Linked DNA regions of Homo sapiens: all the other regions are linked to region 2. The links are chromatin contacts, found by Hi-C or POLR2A ChIA-PET in ENCODE. All regions are on one chromosome and are shown on one strand. The core of a region is the stretch at or near the end of the contact, and the rest is flanking DNA. Distances in the headings are between cores, read along the strand shown.

Region 1 (4,059 bases), core at 910-3,409, 220 kb before region 2:
TTCCATTTGCCAGAGTATACCTTAATTGATCCAGATGGAAGAAAAATCTATTAATTCCTATCAATTATTATCCTAGCAATTCAACTTCTAAGTCCATCATGTGATCCAGTATTACAGAAGAAGAAGTCTGTTAATGGGAGGCAGATGGTCTTCTAGCAATAGAGATGGCAAGGAACTGGTGGCCTCAAGGAGAGCTCAGAGAGGTCTACTGGTGGCGACAGAATGAGAACTTTGCTTATAGTATTGCTGAAACAATACTATAAGAATAATGAACACTCTGGGATGCCAACACAGGCGGATCACTTGAGGTCAGGAATTAGAGATCAGCCTGGCCAGTATGGTGAAACCCTGTCTCTACTAAAAAAACAAACAAACAAAAAGTGAGATAGTTGAGTTAGAAAATGTATAGTGTTTTGTTGGCCTCTTTGAAAAATAAGCGGTCTGATAATATGTAACAAAGTTTAAAAATTGTATCTATTGAAATTAGTGCTTATATTAGTTGTGTGAGATGATTTACATTTAAAAATGTAAAGAATATATGTGTGCTTATAGGTAAGAACAATACATGAACATATTTTCCATCTGCTCCCAATACGTGTCAGTTCATCTTTCTACATTTAACATTTACTGAAGGTAGCAGAAGTAACGTTTTGGAAGAAAAGGATGTTTGGTAAATCAGAACACTATTTCTTGCAATAACTAAAGATCATTAATAACATTTCTTCCAAACTTCCCCCTCCCCAACTCCAACTCCAGAAATAACCAACTAGTTTGATAATTACTAGAAGAAAAAAAGAGAAACAATTGTAATATTTATACAGACATAAAGGAATGGTCTGGTAAATATGGTACAAACAATGAAATAAAACACGGCAACTGAGCACTATCTATTATATTGGTAGTTAACAAAAAGCAAAATACAAAATTGCACCTTCTCAACACCAAAAAAATTGCAGATTTTGCCATTACTTTTAGAATGGTAAAAACTGCATTACTTTTGCACCAACCCAAAACAATTATCTATAATAAAGTCATGAATATATATATTGTCAATTTGTCACTAATAAAATTATTTTGGTGGTATTTTGTTCCATTTCTTCTTACAGGGGTAATTTTTTCTGTTATACCTCAAATGTAACTGGCTTAAACTGATTTCTTTTTTCAACCAAATATGTGTCTTTGGAAACAAACATTCTAATGGCATGCCTCTATACATATCTACCTAGTTCAAGGGAATGCAGTTTGGGAGACTGTGTGTACATGTGTGCACACTCCTGTGCGTACATGTTAAAGTGTAACGTGATCCACCTGAAATGTACATGCAGCTGTTTATATCATGTAGCCATCCATTTCATGATAAATATGTTTGGAAATAAATTTGTAGTACTACCTCCCAACAGCAAATCTTATTTCCTTTTAGTTTCAGTAATAGTATTTAGTATTAGTTGTCACTAATAAGGATTATTTTTAATTTGCAGATGGAAAGCTTCTTCCTTTCCATCCATAAATCGAGTGTTTCTTCTCAAAGGCAATGGTTCTCAAACTTTAGTATGCAACAGAATCACCTGAGGAGCTTTTCTTTTTTTGAGATGGAGTCTCGCTCTGTCGCCCAGGCTGGAGGGCAGTGGCGCGATCTCTGCTCACTGCAAGCTCCGCCTCCCGGGTTCAGGCCATTCTCCTGCCTCACCCTCCCGAGTAGCTGGGACTACAGGCACCCGCCACCACTCAAAATCCTGGTCCTTATCTGCAAAGATTCTATTTCAGTGGGCCTATGACGGAGCCAAGAATTCTGCATTTTTAAGGCAACTTGCTGTCCTTTGAGAAACATTGCACTGAAGTATTTGGGAACTTTGTTTCACTGTGATAGCTGTCTGGGACTTAAATCTTCCGCCAAAGGAAAACCTGGAAAATTTTGTGATTGAGCAAGCAAATCAAGCCCATGCGTAGTAGTAGACTGGGAACCGGTGGGTGTGAGACCCAGGCTCTATGTGGCCTACACTCTTCTGAACTCTTCTGAGTCTTGATTCCTGGTCTGTGAAGTGTGCAGTGTATCCGAATTAAATGAGAAAATCATTCCGTGCTTTTAGGGTGAGTTTGAATAACTTTTAGGCAGTCCACCAGATGGCGATATAACTTTTTTTTCAAATGGAGTGGTTAGCCTGCCGAAGTTGTGAGAGTCAGTCCTACAACATTCCTAGCAGATCAAGATTTTATGTTCCCAGTTCTGGCTTCAGAGACTGTAGCGATAACACAGGGCTCATGCAGTCCAACATCCCGTATAATACAGGTTGCCAGTTGTTGCCTTTTCAGTATTTCTCCTGTGTGATCCTGGACTGCTTGTGTCAGATTCACACAGGAGCATTTGCTTACAAATGCAGCTTCCAGGGCCCTGCTTCAGACGTACTGACCGAGAATCTCTGGAACTGGTTCTTCAGTATCTGCTTTGCAAAAACAATCCGTAAGTGCTCAACAAACAGGTTAAAGTCTGAGAGCCACGTGCCAGTGAAAAGGAGGTTCACGTCTTGCTGAAGCCACCCCTTATTAGCTGTTTTGTTAGAATTCCTCCCTCGGTGAGAGTGGGATTAAGGATTCAGGGATGCTAGTTCTGCCCTCTTGAGGCCACACTGAAGAGATCAACTTCCTTTTTCTTGGGAAATGTCTGAACATTTTGAAGGTCGCTAATCATGACTTACCTCACCTCCGCCCCTATCTTCTCTGGGGGTGGGGAAGAAGTCATACTTTGCATTACAGGTTGGCTGTCATCCTCCTTCCCTTTCCAGGAACACTATAACCAGAGACTAAGAGCGAGGACCTTCACTATTTCTTAGCTTTGTGATCGTGAGCAAATAACATAAACTCTTTGAGCCTCAATTTCCTCTTCTGTAAAATACGAGTGAAAATAATTATACCTACTTCAAAGGATTGTTATGATTATTACATGGGGTGATGAATGCAAAGTGAAAAGGTAAAATATAGCAAAATGTGATCTATTATTAACAATAATGAGCTTCAGTTTCTACATCTGTAAAATGGTGATGATAACTACTAGAGCATGGGGAGAATTAAATGAGGTAATATAAGTAAGGTAGTTGGTTAATGTCTGACTTAGAAGAGGCTCTCAATAGTAGTAATTATAAGATGGCCAATAATGTAAAAACACCAATGGTCTATGCCCCTAATGATGTGGGATTTTAAAAATCACTGAAGTAATGAGATTAGCAATTTCCTTACTGTTATCCTGTAGGATCAGCCTTAGAACAAGTATAAAACTTGTATCTCTTCTATACTAAGTTCCTTTTAGAAAATGTTTCTTAATGAATCCACAATTATTTAATAAAACACAAAGTATTCAATTTTTAAGTATTAATTCCTCACAGAAATTGCTTTCTAAAGTTTTAAGGGTGCAAAAAACATTAAAAATCTTTCAGTAAGCTAAAACTTTAATTAGGCCCTTATATAATTCTTGCTAAAGAGAGAGAATGGAACTGAGACTGTGAAATGAAATGACAATGATAATATTTCCTTTGAAATTTTTAAGGCCAAGTTGCATTAATGCAACTTTGAAATTGTTCCAATCACACAAGGTATTTAATTAAAGCAAATGAAAGGCTCTTCAATTCCCATAAAGATTTACATGGTAGGAAAAATGTTTCTGTTTTAGCAGGTCTATAACATCATTTTTAAAAATTACAAAAATTATTGTATCTACTTTTAAAGCTGGACAGCAATAGTTATAGAGAGAATCATTTAATTTTAGAGTCAAGCAGACCAAATTCCCATCTGGCTCCACCAGCGTGTTCCCTTTAGAAAGTAACATTTAAGAGTTTCATTGCCCTTGTTTGTAAAAAAGGGGATCATATTTGCCTCCACAGTGCCGCTGAGGGGTTTAAACAAGGTGCTGAATCTAGAACACTTACAGAGAGCCTGTAATAAGTACTCAGTGCTTAAATGTTACCTAAAAACAAAGGAAGATCATTAGCACTACCGTAAAAAATTATATATGGGTGGGGCACATTGGCTTGATTGGTTTCGCTATATGGGTTTCAACCAAACGTCTTG
Region 2 (4,133 bases), core at 840-3,339:
AGAGGGTGCAAAATGTAGAGAGATGCCCGCTGCCAGGTGCCAGCCTGCACTTGTGTGACCCTAGGTGCCTTCCCTTCCCTCACCCTGCTGGTATCTGCTGGAAACACCTTTGAGAGCAGGGACTTTGGCTTTTAGACAACTCTTTAGCATCTCTCATGGTGTTAACATGTTGCTAGGTGCCTATTTTGAGGGTCACTAGATGCCTACTGATACTAATGAACAATGGATTTCTGACAAACTGATGTGCACACAGATGTTTATATTTTAGGGTAAATACGAACCTTAAAAGACAACAGAACAACATGGAGAGGGCCTGAGACTGAGTCTAGAGACCTGGATTCTGGTTCCCTCCCTGCCATCAGTTGGTTATGGGAACTTGGATAAATTGCTCCTCATCTCTAGGCTTCAGGGAAATGAGGTGGTTGAATAAAACGTATTGAGCACTTACTGTGTGTCAGCCATTGTTCATATGCTCCCAGGCTTTAACTCAGCTAAAGACTTCCTGGCCTCTGTGGTTCCTTCCACTTCAACAGGCTGTGGTTTGAGGTGGGAAGACTTCGTAGAGAATGCAAAACTTGAGAGACATCTTCCAAATTCCCAGGGGGATGTTAATACCTTTAATCATAGTAAAGGTATGGTTTCTCAAGGCATTTCTTGGTCAGAAGAAAGTTCCAGAAGGCACTTAATCCTAGGACTCACACTACCAAGGCTACAGCCAGGCCAACTGCCTCACAATAACCTTAGAACATGTCTGAAGACAGATTTTCAGCTTCTGCCCCTAGAGATTCTAATGCAGTGATTCCAAAGTGGGGTCCAGGAATCTGTATTAAAGGCTTCCCAGTTGACTCTGGTGGTCAGAGAGATTTGAGACTGATTCCATCACATTCCCCATCTGTGAACGGGATCATACCTAGACAGCCCAGCCCTAGAACTGCCTGGTCTGATCCTAAGTGTTCCATGGAGATTTTGTTTTTTTAATGTAATGAATGATTAAGTCAGCAAATACTTTACATCTCTTGTGTGCTAGGCCCTGTGCCAGGTGGTGATTATGGGCCCTATTCTCAAAGGACTCCTGGTCTCCGTCTGTCACTTACTTTAGAAACAAGTCATCTAGCCAGAGCCAGAAGGGCACTGGAGATCACTAATCAATCCCATCATTACATAGCTGAGGAAACTGAGGCCCAGAGAGTAACTGCAACATGTTAAAGACTACACAGGGAGCAAATTTATTTTCTGCTTCTAAGCCAGGTGGTTTGGCCACAGATAGGCCAAGAAGAATACGAACAGACAAGCCTTGCTGGGTTTCCCACTCAGTTTATTACTATTAGACCATTCCCTTTTTCCCCACTCACATTTCTGCGCATTTCCATGGTCTTCATAGAATCTAAGCCTAAAAATAGAGTTTTCCTTGAGTCTTTGGGTCTTCATTTCTGAAGACTCTCATGTCACAGAAAACTTTAATTAAATAAATCGTTATGCTTTTCTCTTGCTAACCTTTTTCTACAGGCATGTCAGCTGTGATCCTTATGATGGGGAGGAAAGGCACCCCACCTTCTCTGTCCCTACAGTCCTAATGCCCTACCCAGAATGGGGTTTTCAAAATCCCAGGACACCCACTCTTTGTTTCTTAAGCACTAAACCTATATATAGTAAATGTTTCTGGAAGTTTAACTTCAGCTCTTGCTGAAATTTTAAACCCTCAATTTCCAGAGGACCATCGCCAGGTGTTTTTAAAACCTCGATAGGAATAAGAAATGCTTCCCAGAATGGAGACTTCCATCAGTTCTAGGGAGCTATTAGCCCCCTTGCCCTGGCTGTAATGGAGACCGCTGTGTCTGCCTCCTTTCGCACTTTGGAGCCAAAAGAGGAAGGGACCGCCTCCCACGTCCACAGGGACCTGACTTCCACCTCTCTGCCCAGATTTGCTTATGTCACTGTCGCCCCGGGACGGGGAGGTGGGGAGCTGAGGGCAAGTCGCGCCCGCCCCTGAAATCCCAGCCGCCTAGCGATTGGCTGCAAGGGTCTCGGCTTGGCCGCGGATTGGTCACACCCGAGGGCTTGAAAGGTGGCTGGGAGCGCCGGACACCTCAGACGGACGGTGGCCAGGGATCAGGCAGCGGCTCAGGCGACCCTGAGTGTGCCCCCACCCCGCCATGGCCCGGCTGCTGCAGGCGTCCTGCCTGCTTTCCCTGCTCCTGGCCGGCTTCGTCTCGCAGAGCCGGGGACAAGAGAAGTCGAAGGTGAGTGAGCCTCCGGGCCGGGGGCCGGGAGAAAAAACCTAGCCCCTCGGTGTCCAGCGCTCAGTGCAATGCACCCCTTTTCCCAGGCTCCCCGCCAGATGGGCAATCCCCAGGTGCGAGAGACCTCCTGAACCCCTTTTGCCGCCCCCTCCGCCGCCGGGACCCCGCCCCCGACCGTCGTCGTCTCGTAGTTCCATCTGTTGGAGAGCCGAGACCTGGTGCTTCAGGCGGGCAGAATGACTAAGGGAGGAAGGTCTCTCTCCCCGAGCTCGCACTTTCTCCCCACTGCCACCTCGAGGGTCGCCTTGCTACATCTATGTCACCTCCGTGCCTGAGCTGCTCCCCTTCAGTAGGGCCTAAGAGGGAGGGCGTCACAGAAAAAAATGCCCAGCGTCTGGGTGGGCTGTGCAAGTTCCCAGGGAGAGAGACAAGGAGAAAGGAGAGAGGCAGCTGGGTGGTCCTGGTCCTGAAGAACTGCTGTGGGGGGCTCTTCTACCCCAAGAATGATACAGGCAGGTAGAAATGGCCACTTGGATTCAGGGCATTGGTAGAAGAGGCAGAGATCTGTGCTAGAAAGAGCTCTGGAGTGACAGTGCAGAACACTCAGGACCCTGAGTCCTTACCTGCTCCTGGACCCCCGTTTCTCCATCTGCAGGGGAGAGTTTGGGGGTGGGAGTGCATGGGGCACAATGAAGCTGAGGGCCTCAGAGGGGATGCTTGGAGAAGCTGAAAAATCCACAAGCTGTTCTCTGAAATTTCCTCCCCTGGGGCAGCCTCACTACCCAGGACCCACTGTCCTCATTAGCCTGAGGAAACCTGGTAGTTGGAGAAAGCTGGGGACTGCTAATTCAGAAGAAGAGGTAGAATTCTCTAGAGCCTCAGTCTATTTCCAGCAGGTGTGTGGCCCACACCTGGAGTGGGGATACTGAGGCCAGGAGTGGGATGACCCAGCATGCTTATCTCCTTTGACAGTATGTACTGGGGTGGGCTCTGTAGACCTCTCCTCTACCCAGGGAGTGGGAGTGGGTGGGGAAGGAGGCAGAAGCCAGGTGTAGGGATAGACTCAAAGCGAGCGATTTCTGTCTCCAACTTCCCAACATGCATAACTCACATTTTTGCAAGCTCTGAGCTTTTGTTTCTAAAATCCTCTGGGTCTTCACTTTAATTAAGTTCTTATGAGTCTAGGATTCCGTTTCCAAAATTCTGTCCACTTCTCAGGAAGCCCATTGGAAGCACAGGGTTCCTTCCATGTTACTCACCCCTTTTCGGTCCTCAGCCTAAATCCGATTAATCAGCCTCTCCTTGGAGTCAGTCTAAATGGATGTGAAGCCACTTCGTCCAAGTCCCCTCCTTTTTATCCATCCCTGTTCATAATCCCCAACTCAGAAGGCATTTTCCAGGTCAGGAATGGGATCGATTTTCAACATTGAGGTTTGGGGTGGGCCATAGACAGGCCAGCACCGTGGAGTCAGTCCCAACCTTCAGTTTTGGAAAGGTCAAAGAAGATACAATTGGGCCCTGCCTCAAGAAGGCTAGTGGGGAGAACGTGGACTCCATGAATAACTCATCATAGCTGTGTCTTCTCTGCAGCACTCTGGGGAAGGATAAATGGACTCAGAGAGAATAGGATGGGGATGGTCTAGAAAAGTTTTAGGGTGAGGTGTGATCATATCACATACAACCAGTCAGGACTTGCTGGCTAATGAAAGCCTGGGCATGCCCATCTCTGCTCCCAAGTTCTTAGAGTTCAGATGTCTTAGCTCTGGGTTAGGACCCAACCACTCACCTTACCCCCAACCCCAGGGTAAAGAGATAGGGTTATGGGGCATGTGGAGAATGGAATGGACGAAAGGTGACTCAGCCCCAGAGAGGTGTTTTCCTCCTACCAATTGA
Region 3 (4,241 bases), core at 1,742-4,241, 220 kb after region 2:
GGTGCCTGTAATCCTGACTACTCAGGAGGTTGAGGCAGGAGAATTGCTTGAACCTGGGTGGCAGAGGTTGCAGTAAGCTGAGATCACGCCACTGCACACTAGCCTGGGTGACAGAGCAAGACTCTGAAAAAGGAAGGAAGGCAGGCAGGCAGGCAGGCAGGCAGGCCTTCCAACTGGTCAAAGATTCAGGGGTCTGGCTTGACAGGGAGTGAGTGCCCCATTGCGGGAGGTGTTCAAGCAGAAGCTAACGTTGGTCAAGTGTGTTGGAGAAAGTGTACAAGGGTCTGCTGGAGGAGGGGTCTGGAGGGAATGGACTCTTAGATTTGATTGGGACTGGAAGAGATCTTCGTCGTAGTCCCTTTTCAGAGGCAAAAGTTATTCTTTTCTTTTCTTTTTTTTTTTTTTCTGAGATGGAGTCTTGTTCTGCCGCCAGGCGGGAGTGCAGTGGTGCGATCTCAGCTCACTGCAACCTCTGCCCCCTGGGTTCAAGCGATTCTCCTGCCTTAGCCTCCCAAGTAGCTGGGACTACGGGTGGGCACCACCACACCAGGCTAATTTTTGTATTTTTAGTAGAAACAGGGTTTCACCATGTTGGCCAGGATGGTCTCGATCTCCTGACCTCGTGATCCTCCCACCTCGGCCTCCCAAAGTGCTAGGATTACAGGCATAAGCCACCGTGTCTGACCAAAAGTTATTCTTTAAAGGAGTCAGGATTAGGTAGGATTCAAGAGACTTTCACTCTTGTGCAGTGTTGGTGAGAATGTAAATGGTGCAGCCACCGTGGAAAACAGTATGGAGATTTCTGAAAAAATTAAAAATAGAACTGTATGATCCAGCCATCCCATGAAAAGAGATCTACTCTCCTGTGTTCATTACAGCATTATTCACTATAGCCAAGATATGAAAACAACCTAAATGCCCATCAACAGACGAATGGGTAAAGAGAATGTGGTGTACACATATGACGAAATTGTATTCAGGCTGGGCACGGTGGCTCACACCTGTAATTCCAGCACTTTGGGAGGCCAAGGCAGGTGGATTACCTGAGGTCAGGAGTTTGAGACCAGCCTGGCCAACATGGTGAAACCTCGTCTCTACTGAAAATACAAAATTAGTGGGTGTGGTGGCATGGGCCTGTAATCCCAGCTACCCGGGAGGCTGAGGCAGGAGAATTGCTGGAAACTGGGAGGTGGAGGCTGCAGTGAGCCAAGATTACACCACTGTACTCCAGCCTGGGTGACAGAACGAGACTCTGTCTCAAAAAAAAAAAAAAAGAAAAGAAAAGAAAAGAAAAAGATAAAAGAAACAGTATTCAGCCTTAAAAAGAAGGAAATCTTGTCTTTTGTGACAACATGGATGAACCTGGAGGACATTATGCTAAGTGAAATGAGCCAGTCATGATGCCATTTATAAGAAATATCTAAAATAATCAAACTCCTAGAAGCAGAGAATTGGATGGTGGTTGTCAGGAGCTGATGGGGGAGGGTACCGGGGAGTTGTTGCTCAGTGGGTATAAAGTTTCTGTTATGCAAGATGAATAAGTGCTAGACATCTGCTGTACAACAGAGTGCCTATGGTTAATAATACTTTATTACACACTTAAGAATTTAAGAGGGTAGATCTCATGTTAAGTGTTCTTACCATAAAAAAAAACAAATGAAAACAAACAAACAAACAAAAACCAAAGGGGCACAGGAAACTTTTGGAAGTGATGGATATGTCTATTACCTTCATTGTGGTGATGTTTCATGGGTGTATGCATATGTCCAAACTCATCAAATTATTCACATTAACTATGTGCAGTTTTTTTGTATATCACTTATACCTCAATAAAGCTGTTTTTGTTTTGTTTTGTTTTGTTTTGTTTTTTGAGACGGAGTCTTGCTTTGTCGCCCAGGCTGGAGTGCAGTGGCCCTACCTGGGCTCACTGCAAGCTCCGCCTCCCAGGTTCACGCCATTCTCCTGCCTCAGCCTCCCGAGTAGCTGGGACTACAGGCACCTGCCACCACACCAGGCTAAGTTTTTTGTATTTTTAGTAGGGACAGTTTCACCGTGTTAGCCAGGATGGTCTTGATCTCCTGACCTTGTGATCTGCCCGCCTCGGCCTCCCAAAGTGCTGGGATTACAGGCGTGAGCCACCGCGCCCGGCCAATGAAGCTGTTTTTTGAAAAATAGAGACTTCCATTCTGATGCTTGGTTTGCTATTGACTTGCACCATGACTCTGGATAATTCACATACATTCACATTCCCCACCCCACTCTTTGCTCAATTCCTGGCTTCCAGTAAGCACTGCAAAGATTTGTTGAACAAATGGGTGAATGAATGAATTAGTTGGACTGAGTATGAAGTTTACATTCACACTTGTGCATGTATGAGTAATTTCATTTTTTTTTTCTGGGTAAAGGCCTATATCTTGAATTGCCATCACCATCATTTATTGAGAATTTACTATGATATGCTAAGGGCTTCGTATACTTATCACATTTAATCATCAGAACGCGGAAGGGAGACCGGACGGGCTACCACTTCCACTGTATTAATGAGAAAGCTCAGGTTTGGGGAGGGCAAGTCTCTTGCCTAGGGTCCTACTCTGGGATTTGGACCTAGGTCTACCAGACTCCACAACCGGAGCTCTAAAGCCCCATGATAAATTACTTCAGCTTCTCAAAGAGATCTGTGACCCCAGAAGGGTGAAGAGAAAACGCCCTACTGCCCTAGATTCTAATTATCCGAGAGTCTTTGGGGGAACGGGTCGGGTGGTTTGCTGGGGCGGGAATGGAGGAGAAAGCAAGTAAGCAAGAGCACAGGAGGGCAGAGCCCAAGCCAGCAAGGGCTGCTATTTACAGTAGCCCCAGAGCCCCCAGAGAGGATGATAAGGGGGCGGACTGGGAAGAGCAGTTGTAAGAGGAGCCAGGGAGCGGGAGGGGGTGATCTCCTCCCCCGGGCCCTGCTGCCTCCAGCTCACCCTGTCGCCTGATGTCTAAATAAGGTGCAGAGGCACACTCCCAGCAGCTAAAAATAAAACTTCCGCTCCCCCTCCTGCCCTTGGGCTCTGGCGACCTCCTCAGCCCCATCGGGACTCCCCCTTGGCCCGACCGGCTCCCCCTTGGCCCTGAGGCATGCCCTTGCCCGAGCTATAGAATCGTCTCCCCTGAACCCCGACTGCAAGAACATCTGGACCAGAAGGCAGGGGGCGTGGGTCTCACACTTGGCTCTGCCTTGACAAACCTGGGCAAATCTCTTTTCTTCTCTGGACCTCAGTCTCCCCACACGTAAAATGAAGGCATTAGAATAATGACGTAAAGCTCTAGCATTTTTGAATGAAGCCAAGATCCCATACTCTGGGGTCACATTTCACCAGAGTTTGCCCACTGCAGTTTTGTAGGTTCGGCAGATCCACGCAGAGTTTTTTTGTTTTTGTTTTTGTTGTTTTTTTTTAGGCGGAGTCTCTCTCTGTCGCCCAGGCTGGAGTGCAGTGGCACGATCTCGGCTCACTGCAACGTCCGCCTCCCAGGTTCAAGCAATTCTTCTGCCTCAGCCTCCCGAGTATCTGGGATTACAGGTGCACGCCACCATGCCCAGCTAATTTTTTATACTTTTTGGTAGAGACGGGGTTTTGCCATTTTGGCCAGGCTCGTCTCAGACTCCTGACCTCAAGTGATACACCCTCCTCCGCCTCCCAAAGTGCTGGAATGACAGGCGTGAAACACCACCACATCCAGTTCCACGCAGTTTTTTTTTAATAAATATCGGAATTATCTGCTCTCCATTAAATATTTGGAGAGTTCACATAAAAGTGGATTTCCAGCTTCTCTTGAAAAATCTGGCCACATCTGGCCGGCGTGTGTCCAGCAACAATGAGCCTGAGTTGGGTAGCGGCCGCCCCCTCTTGGCGGCATGGATGTACTACAGGTGGTTGGAGGCATTCTAACCGTTTCTTCCATCCCTGCAGTCAACGGTGTGTGAGGCGCCGGGATTACAGTGAGTATTCTGAGTATAGGCAGATTCTGTTTGCATCCCAGAGCCCGGGACACTGGTATTGCTCTGCCTGGCAAATGTTTGCTGAAATAGCCGGCTAATGGAATGCTTTGGAAACTGTAAAGGATGCATGATGATGGTGCCTCCTGCCTGAAATTTGGTGCCAGAGTACTGCTAGTCCCTGTACTGGAATCCAGGTCCCAAGCCCTAAGGGACAAGGTCCTCATACCCTCACCCCAAACCCAACCCGATCCCTCCTTGG

The links. A loop is a pair of places that touch in the nucleus more often than their neighbours do. ChIA-PET counts read pairs that join two places held with the same protein, here RNA polymerase II (POLR2A). Pooled maps may share reads with other maps.
Region 1: a loop to region 2 is called in a pooled map, with 7 times the contacts of the local background. The contact joins the enhancer-like site here to the promoter of GPX3 in region 2. A Hi-C loop is called at or near these places in 1 of 168 maps with a recorded cell type or tissue (heart left ventricle) and 6 of 50 pooled maps.
Region 3: a loop to region 2 is called in a pooled map, with 2.7 times the contacts of the local background. The contact joins the enhancer-like site here to the promoter of GPX3 in region 2. A Hi-C loop is called at or near these places in 1 of 168 maps with a recorded cell type or tissue (gastrocnemius medialis) and 4 of 50 pooled maps. POLR2A ChIA-PET finds 5 or more read pairs at or near these places in 2 of 52 experiments (HepG2 and activated B cell).

The regions. Positions count from the first base shown.
Region 1 is chr5:150,799,117-150,803,175 of GRCh38, forward strand. No RefSeq gene overlaps it. Among named protein-coding and RNA genes, the nearest start is that of SMIM3, 22 kb to the left of the region's middle. Within about 2 kb of position 2,160, at least 11 of the 41 ENCODE cell types and tissues checked have a DNase peak (open chromatin) inside an H3K27ac peak, as active enhancers do.
Region 2 is chr5:151,018,502-151,022,634 of GRCh38, forward strand. GPX3 (glutathione peroxidase 3) reads left to right here and starts at 2,090. Exons shown (of 5, transcript NM_002084.5): 1 at 2,090-2,240. The coding sequence starts at 2,154. RefSeq lists an enhancer at 3,535-4,133.
Region 3 is chr5:151,235,545-151,239,785 of GRCh38, forward strand. No RefSeq gene overlaps it. Among named protein-coding and RNA genes, the nearest start is that of CCDC69, 14 kb to the left of the region's middle. RefSeq lists a silencer at 3,744-4,038. Within about 2 kb of position 2,992, at least 16 of the 41 ENCODE cell types and tissues checked have a DNase peak (open chromatin) inside an H3K27ac peak, as active enhancers do; they include gastrocnemius medialis, where a contact is called at or near this core.